Linked DNA regions of Mus musculus: region 2 is linked to region 1. Evidence: chromatin loops called from intact Hi-C (ENCODE). Cell type or tissue: heart. All regions are shown on one strand. Links, peaks and the distances in the headings refer to the core of each region. The heading gives the core; the rest is flanking DNA.

What was found. A loop is a pair of places that touch in the nucleus more often than their neighbours do. Peaks named below come from ENCODE experiments on the same cell type or tissue, not always from the same donor. Only the 100,000 strongest peaks of a DNase experiment are listed, where the experiment ranks them.
Region 2: a loop joins it to region 1, with 2.2 times the contacts of the local background. A loop is called at or near these places in 2 of 42 quality-filtered maps.

What each region holds. Positions count from the first base shown.
Region 1 is chr14:16,245,645-16,254,734 of GRCm38, reverse strand. It overlaps Ngly1 (N-glycanase 1), which reads right to left and starts at 5,421. Exons shown (of 12, transcript NM_021504.3): 1 at 5,238-5,421; 2 at 1-93. The coding sequence starts at 5,368. It also overlaps a transcript of Oxsm not described here. In heart, for the core only: no CTCF peak of the experiment used is centred there; a DNase peak (open chromatin) is centred at 5,424; H3K4me3 peaks cover 1,763 bases; H3K27ac peaks cover 1,441 bases.
Region 2 is chr14:16,307,983-16,317,072 of GRCm38, reverse strand. Ngly1 (N-glycanase 1) reads right to left here. Exons shown (of 12, transcript NM_021504.3): 11 at 6,582-6,759; 12 at 5,147-6,214. The coding sequence ends at 6,039. Among named protein-coding and RNA genes, the nearest start is that of Top2b, 53 kb to the left of the region's middle. In heart, for the core only: no CTCF peak of the experiment used is centred there; no DNase peak of the experiment used is centred there.

The DNA.
Region 1 (9,090 bases), core at 3,998-6,497:
AAACACTCAACAGCTCCTCTGACAGGCAAGAGTCTAGTAGAAAACGCTGTGTTCCCAATACGGATGGATCTGTATTTTTCATCACTGGGGTTTCTGATTAAAAAAAAGAAAAAAAGATAACATAATGGGCAATATACCACCACTCATCTTTTTAAGAGTTTATATATGTTTCTTTCACCTTTCCTCTCAGCTGTCCTTCTACACATGGTAGTATAAATCCCAACTATAAGGAATGAGCAGTCGAGACGATCATTCACACGTCATGATTCGTGTACTTCAGTACCACTGAGTACTTGTGCTGTCCAACTTCATGGATGACAGTATCATTGTTGCCATAGGAAACTGTGTGGCTGTTACAGGTAAGTACTTTTTTAGTCTTTTAAGTTTCTAGAAGTCGCCCCAGACAGAGGGTAGCACTGTGTCTGCTTGCTCTGAGGGGTCCTGTCATCTATAATGGTGCTCAGGGTACAACGACTGTGATTAAGAAGCATTTGTGAGTTGAAACAGCTGAAAAGCTTTGCTTCCAGCATAATGAACCTTAGTGGTCACTTAGCTTCCTTTCCTCCCTGTACCAAGGACTGTCTTTACTGTAAGTTTCTACCTTGTTTTAAAATGTTTTTGGAAAGGAAATAAGGTAATTGTCTTAGGGTTTTACTGCTGTGAACAGACACACACTGTGACCAAGGAAAGTCTTATAAAAAAAACAACATTTAATTGGGGCTGCCTTACAGGTTCAGAGGTTCAGTCCATTATCATCAAGGTGGGAGCATGGCAGCATCCAGGCAGGCCTGGCACAGGCTGAGCTGAGAGTTGAGAGTTCTATGTCTTCATCTAAAGGCTGCCAGTGGAAGACTGACTTCCAGGCAACTAGGGTGAGGGTCTTAAGCCCACACCCACAGTGACACACCTACTCCGACTAGGTCACACCTATTCCAACAAGGCCACACCAATAAATGGTGCCACTCCCTAGTCCAAGTATATACAAACCATGACAGTAATAAAATAAAACAAAACCACAAATATTCAAAGACAAAGCTCTAAATATTACTGTTTAACTGTCATACGTTAGTGTTGGTCTACAAACTCCTTCCCACAACAATTCCAATACTGTGTGTTCAATAACTTTTATAATAACTTGATAATACTATGAGATTTTCACTGTGTTCTATAAAATTTGTAGGTCCACAAAAAAGTGGAAATTAAAAAAAATCTTTTCACCAATGATTTCAGAAGCAAGCATTGATTGCTGGCAGCTTGGGAGTGTTTACCTTCTCTACATTTACTATGTATTAGGGGCAGAGTTTCTCAGTCTTGACCCCCATGAAATGTAGACCACAGCTGAGGGGAGACTCCCTATGCACCACAGAATACTCAACATCCCTGTTTTCCCTGAGACACCACTTAAACAAAATCTAAAGTACAAAATGAGCCTAGCATGTGTCAATGCTAACCACAGATGACTTGTCATGATGCACATCAGCTATCCCCATGGCATACCCAGTTAAAGCTGAAGATGTGCTGCCCACCTCACAGCTTCTCAGGCTCTCCATGGCCGCTGCATGCTGCTTACTGGGCTCTGTCATGCCATAGCAAAGCCCAGCAGAGACGGGCATACCCAGTTCCCAGGTCCCTCTCTATCTTCCTTTGGCTTGTTTCACCTCAAACTCACAATCCCCTTGTTTCAGATCTTAGTTGCTATGAATGTTTAACCCATTTTTAAATTAAAAATGCTAAGCAGACTTGCTTGAGTTCAAGCATAGACTAAGCCCAAAGTCAGCCCTGCCTTTCTATGGTATCCTGGGCATTGAATTGAATTTTGCTTGATTCTCTATCAACTTAATTTTCTCTGTACAGTTTTTTGTTTTTGTTGTCATGCTTTGATGCTTCCCCCATCCATCTCTGTTACCTATTAAATACTTTTGTAAGTTGTAATATTTACTTCACTTTTTAGCAATTATCTTGTATCTTTTCTTGGGAAATTTTTCTGAATATGTAGTTTTTCATGATGTTAAAAGGATAGAATCTTGAGAAGGCAGCAGAATTTCTTGTACTGTGCTCAACTTTATCTTTGAAAATATTTTTGTCTTTTTTGGTGTTTTACTCTCATAGTTATCTACCAAACTATTTAATTTTCAGAAAAATAATATTTGCCTTTGTATTTGAATTAGTTACGGAAAGTCACATTCTCCCTCCCACTTTTTCTGAAACAGCTCTGCCTTAGGAAGGATACAGAACTACCACTGGCCCCTCCTCTAGCATCCACTTTTCTTTTGAGCAAACACTGACTACTTATCAAGGTACAGTAGTGTATACCTATAATCCCAATATGCCAAACGACGGAACTGTTTCAATAACAAAAAACAATTCTCAAACACCAAAAAAACCACAAAACCCCCACTGTAGGGCACAAGACAAAACATTACAAAAATAATTGCATGTGGGAGGAATTTGTACACTAGAGGGGATGGTGACAGGGAAAGAGATGAAGAATAAACAATGGGCTACAGACATGAAATTTCAAAGAACAAACAGTCAAACACTCCACCAAACTTTTCACCTAATTTAATAGAAATAATAATAATAGCAACCACCTCAGTAGTTGCGATATATGTGCCAGGTCATTTATGTTGGGTAGTCCTAGAATAGAGTATTTTTCTTCCTTTTATAAGGTAAACTTAAACTTGGAAATTATATGTAAATTGCCTATAATGACACTTAAAATAGTTGACTAAAATTGAAACTTACTGCTCTGGTTAAAATGTTTATACATATACCACCACACAAGCTGCCAGCAGACTCACCAACTTTCAATTACACTCAATTTCTCTACGTGTCAGTGGCAACCTACATTAAAAATTAGAAGTTTTTTGTCTTCTATTACTTCTTGCATTGTCATTGAAAATTCTCTTTCTCCATTCCATTGGGTTTATTGTTATGATTATGCAGTGACTTCATAATCAATGCCTGTTTCTTCTAATGGTTTCCTCCCGGAAACTCCACTGTAGAAACTGTGAGTCACCTTTGCCTATCCCTTCACTAAATGTCTCATGTTTGGTCTCCCTACTACCTCCTAACATAAAAATATAAAGACAGAGACATTAACACTGTCTTGGAATTGTTCTTTGATGTTACACTGTAGCTGTTTTTCAAACCTTTCTTCTCCCAAATACATTTATATTATTTGAACAAAGAAACTATGTTTGATTCTTGGTTCTTCACTCAGTACAGTTAATAGTCAAACACTATGTGTGCTTTGTAAACAAAACAGTACAATATCAAATATTTATATTAAAGAATAAATGAACTAGGGACAGGGGATCCATTTAGATGGTAGAGTGCTTGCCTCCCATTCATTGAGCCCTGGCTCAATCTGTGGCAGCTCATAACAGCAATTGTGGTAGCCCACACCTGTAACTTAGAGGTGTAGGTAGGAGGATAAGAAGTTCAACATTATTCTTAGGTACATGAAAAGTTCTAAACCAAACTCTGGTTCATGAATCAAATTAGCTAAGCAGCTCACCTGTGATGTCAGGAAAACTAATACAGAGTTGCTTTGTTTTGCTCTTGATAAAGTCCATAGTAAGCTCATCTTATCTAAAATGGGTGGCAGCTTTTGCATACAAATTAGCACACATTTCTTTTGGAGCTTATTTAGATTTATTACTGTTAGGATATGATAAATATTCAAGCAGAAATTTAAGAGTATTATTTCATTGTAGATTTCAGTGACAAGTATCTACTTCAAAACAAGCTAATGCATTTTTATTTGCATATCCATTCTATAAATTGTTCTGATACTGAGGCAAATGAGATGCTGGGACAATATGCCTTCAATAGTGCCTCCACTATGGCACTAGTGGGTTTAAAAGAAAATAGCAATGCAAAGAGGAACCTGATTTTCTCTACCAAATTACAGAAGTATAATTATAATGTGCGGTCAGGGACCAGGAAGACATGGAGCTTTTCCTTAAGAGTTAAGAAGTCACTGGATTTGGACATGAAGAAGCAGGATATCATCTCCCAACCAAGCCAGACCTTGAATTCTAAGAACACAAGGACACTTGTTGAAAACAAACTAAAGGAGCATTTTCTCACATCAACCTGAATCATTTCTCTTACAAACTGCTCTAATTTCCTTTATAAAACAAAAACTCCAAGATCAGAAATGTAAGCCACAGTAAAGGCTGTAAAATGAACCAGTTTCTTTAAGAAATTTAGTAAATATTCATAATGATGGTCATGATCCGAAATAACTGTCTGCATGCAAAGCTATCTTTCAAAGTACTCTGATCTTAGCATCTTTGGTTTCATTGTACTAACAGAATCGAAATGTCTTTACAAATCCATCCTTCTCTTATGTATGGGGGTGGGAGGTTGAAGACTTAAACAATTCAGTATGAAACGCCAGCTGTGGGCTCTGGAGAATCAAGCTTATGAGTTCTTTCAGACACCTTGTACTCTGAGGTGCTGTGAGATCTCAGGGTTAAGCTGAGGTGTCATAAAGGAGGAAGGCCATCTTCACACAAGTCACAATTATGTGCAAGCCCAAATGCTGCATAACATCTGGCATAGAATCACATTATATTCCCTTTTCAAATATATTTTAAATATCACTAATGTCACCTAAATGAAGAATTATGGTTGTGGTGGCACACACCTGTAATCTCAGCTTTTGGTAGGTCGTGACTGGCATGAGTTCTGGGGTACAGATCAAGTTCCATGCCAGTTTGGGGTACAGGACAACACCTCAATGTCTCTAACAACTAACTCTCTAAAGCTGGTCCGCATGAACTGTACAGCCTTTAAACTAAGAATTCCTACAGACTTCGGGTCGGTGTGTTTGTAAGAGCCAGCGCCCAGGGGCTCAACTGAAGTGACCTCCACTGTCTGCCCCTCCGCATCCCTTCCCCACACTCTTTGACCGGAGCGGCCATGGGAGGTGCTGACTCAAACTCCCAGCCAGTTGTGGAAAGTGCTGCACTCAGTACAAAGGTGACTTGACACAAAGTTCGTAACTTAAACTATAAATGTGTCAACCGCCAAACTCGGCGTGAACGTTTAACTGGCACTCGGGCTGAGCCACAGCGCCGGGATCCTGCAGCGAGATGGGACAGCACAGCTGTCAAACTCAGTGACAGCCTCGGCGGGCCCTCGTCGCCCAGCCCGCCCCGCCTCAGGCCCGAGTGTCCGCGGCCCCGCCCGCCTGCGGCCCTCAGGCTCGAGGGCCCCGGCTGCACCTCAGGATGTTGTCGGCGTAGGTGAGCAGCAGCTTGGAGGCCTCCAGAAAGGTCTCCGGGGTGTTCTGGCATAGCTCGGCCACGGCCGGGGACGCAGAGCTCGACGAGCTGCCCAGTGTGGCCGACGCCATGGCTGCGCCGCGGCCTTCGCCACCTCGCGCACCGCGGCCCGCACTGAGCAGGCGCTGAGGAGCGCCTAGGCCGCCGCAGAGGCCTGCGGCCAGAGGGCGGGGCGAGGAGCCGAGGGGCGGGGCGTTCCGGGAGGGGCTAGGGGCGGGGCGAGCCGCGGAGAGGCCGGTTGCGAACGTTGGGGTACGGGGTACAAGGGGCCGAGCCAGTGGAGTAGATCTCGAGCTGTGGTGGCTGCTTGTGTCGGGTAGGGTCCCAGAGATAATTGCACAGCCTTCTTTTTACGGTAGATAAAAGTCTTTTGTGGAAGAAAAGACTCCAGAAGACCGAGCAAGTTTTTGTTATGTCTTTTTTTTGGGGGGTGGGGTGGGGTGGGGGCGGTTATGGGGAAGGGAAAGTGATCATGGTCTGTGGCCTAGGCTGGGCTCACACGGGAATTTACTGCAGTCTTGCCCTTTGGTTACTAGTGTCCGGCTTCAAAAACAGAGCATAGCTCAGAACTCTTCTGGGTTTCTGATTTGTGTATTTTCCGAATTCTGTTGATGAAAACTCAGTTGTTGCTCACAAGGTATGATTCTGATGCAAGGAGCATTTTGGGAGTGTCCTATGGATACTCGCATAAAACCCATATACAATAATAGAATAAAATGAGGAACAAACAAGTAAATAAAGTTTATATACACATTGTATCCTTTGACTCATACTGGCATATCCCTTACCAGTATCCTTAATTTATCTTAGAAAGGGAATCACTAACCTCCTTAGCTGATGCCCTTGTCACTGACATCAACCCTGGAAATTGGCTCCAGCACTGAGCTTCATACTCAGTCCTCATTACTTCTTTTTCTTCTTCAGAAGAGGGTTTCTCTGCATAGTTCTGGGTAAAGTGGAACTCCAGCTATAGATCAGCTTGAACTCAGATCCACCTGATCACTGCCTCCTGAGTACTGGAATTAAAGGCTTGTCTACCACTACCTGGCTTTTTTTTATTACTTTTTAATGTTGAAATGCCACTAAGAGTGCACTTGACCTTGATTTGTAGTCAGGAGTTTTCCATGCTCCACTCACCTTGAATAGCTGGAATTACATATATGAATCACTAGCACGTAGCAGGTACTTGTTGGCTTTGTGTTTTAAAGATATTTACTTATGTGACCTCGTTTGACACTTTATTATCTGTTGTTTTTTAATGTTTCTGGGCAATTTCTTCGGAGAATTTTCAAGAACTTCTGAATATTCATCTGTAAAATATACCTACATTTTTAGCACTTAGGTTTGTAGACCAACTTCAAGAATATTGTTTTCAGCTAGGCATGTTGGCAAATCCCAAAACTTGGAAGGTAGAGGCAGGAGAATCAAATATACATACATACATACATACATACATACATACATACATACATACATACATATATCACTACTACCACCACCACCAAAGACATGAAAGAAGGAGGCAGATGAGGGAAAGGGGGGTTAAAGGGGAGGGCAAAGGTGATGGAAGAGAGATAATGGATGGACTGTGGCCAAAGAACATTGTATATCTATGAGACTTTGAAAGAATAAGTCTTAGAAAGAGAATATTATGTTCAACAAAGTATGTTATTAGCTGTTGTTTAAATTTTTCAGTGGCTAACTACTAGCATTTTTTTTTCTGGTCCATAACAAAGTAATAATTATGTTTGTGGCCCAACTTCAAATGCTGTATTCCCAGCTATTTGCTGTGAGTGTTGACTGATCCTTGTAATCCCAGTATATAAAGGATACAGGCAGGCCAGCTGCTGCAGCCTTGTTAGGAAAAGTGCATTATGGGAGGCAGTTAGGTTTTGAGAGTACATGCTCCTGCCCTATGTCCAGGTTACTCCCTCTGCTTGTGCTTGTGGTAAAGGATGTGAGTATTCAATTTCCTTCTCTGGCTGCCATGCCTGCTGCCATGCAGTTCTGCCATCACGCACTCTAACCTTTGTACCCATAAGCCAAAGTAAATGGTTTTATAAGTTGCCTTGGTTGTGGTGTTTTATCACAGCAATAGAAAACTAGGGTAAGCATGGTTTCAGATATTTTTTGAAAACTTGTGCTGAGCTTGGAAGTAAATTTATCATATTGTGTTATGGAAGTCGTTATTCCTGCAATTCTAGTACCAGCTGCTATTTCTAAAGCGACCAAGAGTGGCATGACCTGAACTGCCCTCTTATGTTGGGCAGCTATCATATCTACAACTGGGATTGGTAGGGGCTCATTTCCCTGGATTACTCCCAGTTCAGGGAAAAGGAGTACCAACATGCAAACTCCTGACTGACAGAAACGAGTACTAAGAGAGTGGGATATTGCTGGGATGAACTTGACCATGTGGTTTTATTTTGTGGGGCTAGGGGAATATTTATAGAAGGCTTTGGGAAGACTTGGGCTAGAAAACAAGATAAATTGTACTGTTTGTAGAGAAAAGGAGATCTAGGGAGCTTAACACTACAGCCAAGGCATGTGCTAGAGAGAAGATGTTTCACATAGTTGAGAAGTTTGCCTTGTACTGGAACAAAGGTAAAGGGTACTCTCTAGCCAAGACCTCACTCAGCAAAACTTCCAGCTTGTACAATAGCCTAAAGTCTTTTCTGATCCCAGAAAGTTACTGAATGAAAAAGTATTGCTGCTAATGTGATTCAAGTGACCCCATCCCTGGCTGGCAGCCACAGTGCCAGGTTTAGACTTGAAGGATACAAGAATGAAGTGTCACAGATCCTACCTCTGTGGCTTCTGAGAGCCTCTGAGGCCAGGCAACATGTGGTATGGAATTCTCTGCATGAAGATACTGAGAGAATAAGAGTCATGATAGGCCATTTTGTAGAGCTGTGAAAGGGAAGCTTGGGTTCCAGTGGAGACCACAAGATGTTGGAGATATCAACGCTATGAGAAAGCTGCCAAGGAGGTCAATAGAGAAGGACCAGCCTAAGAGAGAGATGCAGGCTACTGGCAGGAAAGCTGGAGGTGTGGAGCCCTTAACAGAAGACACGAAGCTACAGGATTTGGTGTTTTGTCCTGCTGGATTCTAGTCATAGTTTGGTCCATTATGTTCTTATTCCCCACTTGGACCTTTTGGGATGGCAATCTGTGCCATATATTGGAAATATGTGATTTGCCTTTTTATTTTACTGAAGGTTGAATTCTGTGATGCTTTGCATCTTAGAAGAGACTTTGGGCTTTTAAACAGTATTAAGACTGTGAAAGACTCCAGGGCATCTATGAAGACCGGGGAGTAGAGTGTGGTGGTTTGAATGGAAATATTTCCTACAGGCTCTAGTATTTGAACTCATGGTTTCCAGTCAGTAGTTCAGTTTGGGAATAGTTAGGTGGCACATCTTGCTGGAAGAAGTATGTCACTGAAAGTAGTAGAGAAAACACCTTTGTTTGCTCTCTTGGCTTCATGCTTGTGGTAAAGGATGTGAACTTTCCATTTCTTCCTATAGCCACCATGCTTGCTGTCTGCTGATATGCTGTCGCCATAACCTTCTGGAAATATCCCTTTGCCTCTGAGCCATTTCTCCCACACCTCATTTTTATTTGTGTGTGTGTGTGTGTGTGTGTGTGTGTGTGTAGCAAGTGCATACACATGCCCTTGCCATGGCATTTGGAGATCAAAGGACAATTTCTGGGAGTTGGTTTTTTTCCTTCCACTGTTAAGAGTTCTGGAAATGGTTGCAAGCCTCAATGGCTGAGCCGTGATGATGCACAC
Region 2 (9,090 bases), core at 3,122-5,621, 63 kb before region 1:
TTTTATATCTGCAAGGGATATCACACCATTTCAGACAACAGTGTTTCTCCATCCAGGAATTCAGTATGAGAAATATGCCTTTGTTTCCAAACATTCACTTCCACAAAGCCTAGATCATTCCCAAATAGTAAGCTCACTGATGTCACACAGGACATCCTGCTCTAGGTCATATTTAAGAGCCGTCTTCAGCATACTATTTATGGCTGCTAGGCTGCTTCCTTTTCTTCCTGCTAAGTCTCTTTCCTAGTAGGAATGGCTTCAGTACTTATAAAGTAATAGAAGGTATTCATCTTCCCAAGCACACTTGATAGAGAGGATAGATTCCACTCTGTGGTGTTTTCTGATAATCATAAATTGGCAAGCAAATATCAAGGTGGGGATCTTATATTATAGGGTCTCTCCTGCATTGAGGATGACAAACTTCAGGTCTAACCAAATGACTGGAGCATCAGCTTGCAGAAGGATGATAATTCATTCCATGCACACAGGCTTAAACATATGCAGATCAGTAGTGTCTTAGTATTTATTTGCACAGCCAGAGACCACACAATAAACAAACTCTAAATTTCTGATGGCAGGTGCTTTTGGAGAAGGGGGTACCCAACTATCTGGGTACCAAGAAAATAATGAGAGGTGCCTTTGGAGAAGGGGAGAGGGGAACAAGAGGGTCCTGAGGAGCTCTTGGTACTGTTGTTTTTCATTAGAAGATGTAGATGAAAGCAAAAGTTTATATTACTTAAGGATTTCTTGTATCATTTATGTTTGGGGGGTATATGCTCATGAGTGACAAACAGCAGGAAGCACTCTTAACCACAGAGTCATCTCTCCAGTCCCAAGTTCTTCATACTCTTGAGAGGAAAATACATTGTTTCATACCGTACTATCTTTAGTTTTATTATTTTTGCAATTTTTTGTATTAGTTTTTAACAGTAGGATAATTAAATAATGGCAGAGGTATCTGGAAAGAACAATAAAGATAGTAATGACTTTCTTCTTTTTTTCCCCTTTGGGTTTTTCAAGACAAGGTTTCTCTGTGTAGCTTTGGCAATCCTGAAACTCACTCTGTACACTAGACTGTCCTCAAGCTCATGGAGATCCACCTGCCTCGGCTTCCCAAGTGTTGGGATTAAAGGCACAGGACACCTCACCATCCTTTTTTTAAAATACGGTTTTTCTATGTAGTCAAACTGACCTGGACCACTCAGTCCTGTTTCAGTTTCTTGATACTGGAATTACAACTATGTGCCACCATGGTCATAGCCTAATGATGATTTATTTTCTTTAAACTGAGAATGCTCTAGAGAGCTGGCCAGCTCTGTAGAGATGGTTTCCCAAAGTGCAACAAGAATACACTTTTCAAAATACTCTGAGCCACTTATAGTTTGATTTTAAAGACAGCAACAAAAACTGAGTACATTTGTTTCACAGGCAATTGGAAGAAACCGAGGAAAGACAGGAACTAACACAGAGACTCTTATTTTGGTATTGATAAGAACGATTGCTGGAAGCTTTAGCAACCTCTTCATGGGTCCTAAGTTGCTGCAATGTTAAGGATAGCTGCCTCTTCACAAACTACTCAGCATTTCTAACTATCTTTGCTTAAGCAACTTGCATTTTAAAAAAAAATCTATATTAAATGGCTGAAATATAAACATAAAGCTATAAAGTGAAGATTCTCATAGGGCAGAACACTTCTACGCAGGTAACTCTTATATGGGACTGTGTACAAAAATCCATGATCAAATAAAATGTGGAGTGTATTGGTTTGACTTCGATTTTTACATTTGATCTACACGGAATCAGAATATTTAAGAACATGGGTGCAAATATATTAGAAAAGAGTGACTGGCACGAGATGTCACTGAAGCTGGGGGTTTACAGAGGGAGGGTTGGGGCCTGCAGGGATTCTTGTCCTAGAGAAGGCTTTGCCAGCTGCTCCTACATGGGGGTATAGGCCTGTACAGATACAGGCTTTGCCAGCTGCTCCTACATGGGGGTGTAGGCCTGTACAGATACAGGCTTTGCCAGCTGCTCCTGTTTGGGGTATGGGTCTGTACAGATAGACTACAGCAGCCACCACATATCACTTCTTAACATGCATGCAAAATCCAGATGTTATGTCAAATATCTTCATTTAAAAGTTTCAGTTGAAAAATACTGGAGACAAGCCACCACTGTGAATTGTACACAATGCCCGGAAAGAGGAAGAAAGCTGGGACAACTATGAAGCTAACAGTTGTGGCACAGATCTACAGAAGAAAATTCCTGGAATTTCTAAAGCTTAGGCAGCAGGATCCAGAGTTCAAGGCTAGCTTGGGCTACCACCAACACTGCCTCAAACCCCAATAAAACAAAATAGAAAGGCAAGGTGAGGCTCTTACAGGATTTTATAATGACTATAGTGAAGTGAGAAGAGAGGTAGGCTTGGTTTACATCTTCAAAAAAGAAAAAGGAAGAACTCAAAAGAATATATAAACAGGAAATTAGCAGAAAGCAAAACTAGCTAAGGAAAGTGGCCTCTGAAGTGGCCCCTGCATCTAGTGGCACCTGAGAAATCGACCTCACAGTAAATCTCCAGGGTTTCATATGGCAGGATCGTAAACATGGCACACTTACCATAGTTATCCATTGCTGTGTAACAATCGTTCCATGTCTCTTAAGGCCACTTATTCTCAAGGCTCCGGCACATGCTAGGAATGCAGCAGTGCTGGTCCTGAGTGGCACAGCTCTGACCTGTGCAGCACACTCTCAGGAAGTGCAGCCTCAGAGCCCCTGCGGAAGGGCTAGTCAGTGCTGGCTTTTAGAGTGAAGGGCCATCTCTTCCTTTTCTGGAGTTAGCTGGATTATCCCAGAGTCACAGAGGAGAGCCTTTCCAGAGTCAGCAGGCCTTTAATGACGGACCTCAGAAGATCACAAGCATACATTCATCAGCTGACTGGACACAGAGCCTGCTCTAATTTTGTGTGGAATGGGAACAAGGGACTTCAGAGGCAGGGAACACTGGCTGGCTGCCACCACTGCAATTTAGCTTTTGCAAAAAAGGGAGGACATTGCTGTTCGTTAATACCATTGTTAAGTGTATAGCCACCAAAATATTAAATGCACATATCTTTGCATATATTCTATGTGAAATATGTATAAGGATGTTCTACACAATAAATCTAGCAATAAAAAGAAAACAACAGTCTGTAAATAAAGTGACAGTATAAATTACAAAACAGTGTGGTATAAAATGAGGAGATTAATGACTGGAAATGAACAGATTTCTAAAAGTGTTAATAAAGCTAGCAGAGAGAGGCTGCACATCCATAGAGAAAAAAACCCAAAGATATGAAAGCTGATCTATGCACACAGGTGAAGCCCACAGGAAGTCTTGGGTATCCCACATCAGTAGTCTTGCTGGTCACCTCTGGAAATAGTATAGGGTTGGGGGTGGAGGCAGCAATTTTTATTTTCATGACTATCTTGTTTGAATTTTTAGCTAAAATAACTTTACCAATTGAAGCATTTGTGTAGCTGCCTGCGGCCACGGGAACTGGGTTCCTCTGAAAGGCAGGCTGGGGCTAAAAGAGATCAGATGGTGAGAAAAGAGGCCAAGACAAACCTTTCTGTTCAAAGCCTCTGAAGTTTACTGAGAGTCTGTGTTTATAAAGAGGGTAGGCCCATCCCCTGCCAGCTCAATCTTGGTGCCTGGAGCTAGCCCGTAGGTGATCTACAGGGTGTGTCTCCGGAACAATGTCTCAAGTACCTCTCAGCAGGAAGCAGAGTCTTGGAGAAGAGCAAATAGAGCCATCAAGGTCAGAAGGCTCTACCCTAGGTAATCTCCTTCTCAGTGGCAGCAAGGTCAAAGTCTGGATCAGCCTGCTTCAAGACTACACATTTGAAGACTGATAAGGTAGCTGGAGTAGCAACTCATAGTGTGACATTTCTGTGACATGCCCTGTCAGGCCTTACAGTAGCAGCTATTTAGTTTTTCAAAACTTTCTGGATTACTTATGAATTTCCTGTTAATTAGACTTTGCAGATTTCTAGAGTCTTGGGGATAAAGGTCAAGTGTGGTGGTTCATCCCTGAAATTCTATCATGTGGCAATCTGAGGGAAGAGGATTGTCCCCAGTTTGAGGCCAGCATGAGTTACAGAGACTCTATCTCAGAACTACATAGGCTTTTGAGGGAAGAGCAAATTAAGAAGGAAAATTAAGATCTCATTGTACAGTTAGCTCCCATTTAGCTTTTCAATTTGGTATCTATACATTGGGGATGAGATAAAGTAGTTGTGGCCAATCTAGAGGAAACACCCACGTGTAATAAATCAGCTGGACTTTGTAGTGGCTTAGTCTTCATTTCTTTCAAAAGCATTTAAGGAAGGCATGCTTGAATCTCCTAATTTATACATAAATAAGACCAAAAAAAAAAAAAACCCCAAAACTTCTATTATTATAGACTCTCCAAATTTAGAATAGCTTATATTGAATTAACTGGTTCTAAAAACACTGCTGTTGAGTATCCTAGAATATCCATAAAATGGTACCCACAAACTCCTGAGTCTATGGCCTTACACTTCAGGAAGATGGTCTTGGGAGAGAATCCTGCCTGTAGTGACATTTAAGAAACTGTTTGGATGGGTCAAGACTAGCTTTGTTTGTTGATGAGGGTTTTTGTGGTGAAACTATGACAAGCCTAAACTAGCTTACAGCTAATCTTAAGGGCCTCAAAATTCCACGACAAGGTGAATGTTCCCTAGGGCTCTGTCATTCAGAGGCACTTAGTGTTTTGTAAAGTGCCTGACCATTTATGCTGCTACAAATAATTTGAAGTTTGAGACTTCCTGAATATTGATACTTAAGACATAAAAGTTCAGCTACATAAGCTACTTGAAAAATTAAACAAGGTAGGTTTATTTTTGAGACAGGGTCTCATGTAGCCAAGCATAGCTTTGTATTCTTTCTTGATCATCCTTTATTCAGTTTATCTATTCTTTTGTGTGTCATGGTAGAAAATATTTATGAGGAAAAGCGAAATACAACTTTTTAGGAAGGGAGCACTTCTCAAAAGTTGGCCTACTATTTACTGGTAAACACCTAAAGATGCTGGTTTTAAATGGGAGAGATGAGGTTTAGAGACAATTGCTACTCTTTCACTCTATAAGATTCCAGTATTTTTATTGATTTGGTATTAAATCCTATAGCTAGAAACAGATTCACGCAGCTTAAACTATAGTGACCTACTCTATAGTATATCACAGCATGTCTCAAACAGTATCTGCTTTCTGCTTAATGGTTTTAGATTTCAGTCACATCACTTAATCTTCTCATACAAGACAGTTTCAAAGCCAAGAATATTTTATTCAATGAGGTATCTTATAATTCAAAGGTAAAGAATACCCAAGTTCCCATGCATTATGGAACTTGCAAAGTATCTTTAAATAAACTGTTAGTAATAAATGTCTGAAAAACCAGTATATACTGAGGTAGTTTTCAATATTCCTCATACCCAGGAAAGCCAATTTTTAGGCAAGGTAAGCACTGAAAAGGCATAAAGCAAAAATAATCCATTTTATTTTTTAACTGTCCAGATATTTACAATGATAAAAACCTTCATGCATCATATGACATAAGATACTTGACTTTGACAGTTATTCAAAATTGAGAATGTTTGGAAAAATCTAATCAGAAAATGTTAAGTAACTAGTAGCCCTAGATTGTATCACATTCATGAACAGCATTTAATCATGAATACCATCATTTTCACTTACAACTTTAGTAACAGTGTTTAGATTAGAATTTCATACAGTTACTTTATGCCAAATATTTTATGCCAAATTCTAATCACAGGCAGAAGTTAGCATTTAATTGAAGATTTCTTATGGTCCACACTATGAAGATATACTTTAATGAGGATTACATGATGTACAGCCAGCAAAAGAAACCTGTTGCACAGGATGGTGAACTGCCAACTAGATACACACTGAGCTAATACACTACTGGAGGCCATGGCGGGTCGGTGATTGTAGCCAGCATTTCCCTGAAGTTCAGGCTTTCAGAGGTCATTGAACGTTATAATTATTTCCAAGCCATTTTCTCCACTGTCATTTAAGCTTTGTCTAAACAGTTGGGTATGTTGCCAAGCAACGTCTCCATCTCCTCTGCTTAACTCTGCTTCTAATGTAACCTCTGTGGCACCAGAAAAATCATTATAGGAACGTAGATTTTTATCTGTTGGAGGGAAAAAAAGAATTTACAATTGAGTTTTGGTAGTTTGAAAAACGAGGAGAAGTTTCAAATGTACCTCTTATAGGACTGATAGAGTTTAAAATCCCCTCTTAAAAACAGGTATTTTTCTTTATAGAAGAAATATATTCTTTGTAACAAAGAGGTTATTTTTCTTCCTGAATTTTTTCACCACACACACACACACACTCACACACACACACACACACACCAGCCTGTCTAATACAAAATGAGATGAAATGAATTTTAATATAGTTATATGAGTAACTCTTCAGTACACCTCAATGAAATGCATACAGCCCTGAGTGTCAGGCAAATGGTCACTTCCTGTGAACACTGTAGTTGGACCTACCTCCCAGCAGGTTGACTTGAGCTGTCTCAGATCGCAGTTTCCACCTCACTGATCCAGACTCAAAGCTTTGGCTACTTGTGCGGATGGAAACAGTATCTACTTTTAGACCAGCTGACCCACATTCAAACTTCCAGGAAATATAAGCAAAAGATGATCCTTCTTTTCGGGCCAAATAAACCTAGAAAATTTGGGGCAAGTGGGAGGAACTTTCAGAAGAAATTAAATAATGTAGAAAATGAGAGTCTTATCATTGCAGAATACTTTGAACAAAGGGTAATTAAAAATGAAAATTTCCCCACTAAAAAGATGCTTAATACTATAATTTTTCTTGCTATTAGCAATATATCCTATGGCATCTTTTTGTGCATATAAAAAGCTATTATAATACATATGTCCCCTAAAGTATAATCTGTTTAGAGGTTTATTACTTAAAGCAAGCACCGAGAAAGACAATGCTGAACATGACTGTCCTTCCAAATAACTGCCCCACTGACTCATCTCCTCAAGTCAGTATTTTAAAACACGCTTCTGATGACAGTGATGCCACAGGCTCTCAAAGAACATGACACAGCTCAGCCACCACCAAGGGCCGTGGAAGTGACATACAGGTCTGCCTTTCCAGTGAACCACCCCTTCTCACTTGAAACAGTCATAGCTTAAGGTGCTCAGGTCTACTGGCTGTTTCCAGTATATCCCTGTCACAGCCAAACTTCCTTATGTGTCATGAAACTCACATCTCTACCTGGGTTTTCTGTAGCTCAACCCCCTTACTCAGGCCTGACTGTAAGAATCTCACTCTATTCTCTTACTCTGTGTCTGTATGAGAAGAGATGTTCTATAAGAGGCCCTTTCTCACTATGCTGCACTAGCTATGCATGATAGTATCTGCTCTTGCTGCCCAACACCTCTCTCATCAGGTTTGAGTTTTAGGTTCCATGTCCTCCATGGCATCTGCCTAGTCTATGTACCTCAGATCGCAGGCTCTTGCCTTAAGTCTGTCAGTGTCCAAGGTCCTTCAACACTTCATCATGCCTAGACTTGCCAAACTTTCCTTACTTCAGTGTAATTATTTGTGTTTTGTCTAATGGAACCACATCAAAAGGACTGTGTGGGTATAAGCTCTGGATTCATGGGGAAGGGGAATTTCTAATAAACATGAAGTACTTATTAGGCATTAAAGCTATGTAATTTATATAATACACACAAATGGACAGATATGCAAATTAGACTGGTTCATTTAGAAACATAACTGATAGTCTTTAGATGTAGGGCAAATGGCTGAAGGACCAACTATGGACTATCTTCCTGTATGTGCTACTCTGTTGTCTAGTTCTATCATCAGGTAAGAACAACAGTGACTAGCATTTACTTGCTGTCCTTCTTCTTGGTTAAATATGCTTGTATGAACTGTTTTTGTCAACTTGACTCACACCTAGATATATTTGGGAAGAGGGAATCTTAATTGAGAAAATTACCCTTCCAGAATACTCCAAATGACAGAAGAAAGTAGAATATAAAGAAAAACATGTGATTCTATAGTTCTTAGTTCATATTCAACAATATAATTAAGGTTTACATTAATATGCAAGTGGCTGAAAATAACTTACCAATGTAAGGTAATGTTGCCAAGTAGTGAAAGGAAATAAACCTTGAGACCTGTGATTCATGTAATATATGTCAAAAAGCCCAAAGAGTTGTTTGTGAACTTTGAAATCAGGGGCTAAAAACATAGCAGAACAGGCTAGGACATGCCCGGGCAGGCCCGTCGTTACATGTCCTGACTGGCCTGGTACCTCCCTATCTGCCCTTCTGACAGTCTGTTGATGTTTAAATGGACCAATCATGTGAAACCGCACCAAGTCCTCCCCCAGCCCCGCCCCTTTTCTATAAAAACCCCTAGCTTCCAAGCCTCGTGGTCGAAACCACTGTCTCCTGTGTGAGATACGCTTTGACCCGGAGCTCCGCCATTAAACTACCTCGTGTTCTTACATCAAGTTGGTCTTCTGTTCGTGATTCTTGGGTGTGCGCCGAACGGAAATTGAGTGGGGGTTTCCCCACTAGGTTCTTTCAGTAGAAGATGAGATAGTGTTACTAAATACTATGTTATGTGTATAGAAAAAAGATTCAAGGACACTAATCTGACAACATATGACAGAAGCTGTAGCTAGTGGTGACAATTCTATTTTATAATGAAGTTTCTGGAAAATGAAGTTGTATTATTACAGATAAGGATTGATGGGGATGCGCTGAATACAAAACTCAATCATACAATCAGTCTTTAGTACCAGATATTCCAGGCTACCAACAGTTAGAAATATGGAGTAACTGAGTCCAGCATATATAAACACAACACCTGTTAGTTAAAAAAAATACTAGAAAATTCAAGTATTGAGCAAGATCTCTGGCTTTAAACACATCTAACCTGAAAAGCTGAAAAACAAGAAGCAGTTCGCTTAGGAAAAAAAAAAAGCAATTTAAGTTCATTGTATAAAAAACGTGAATGCTAGAG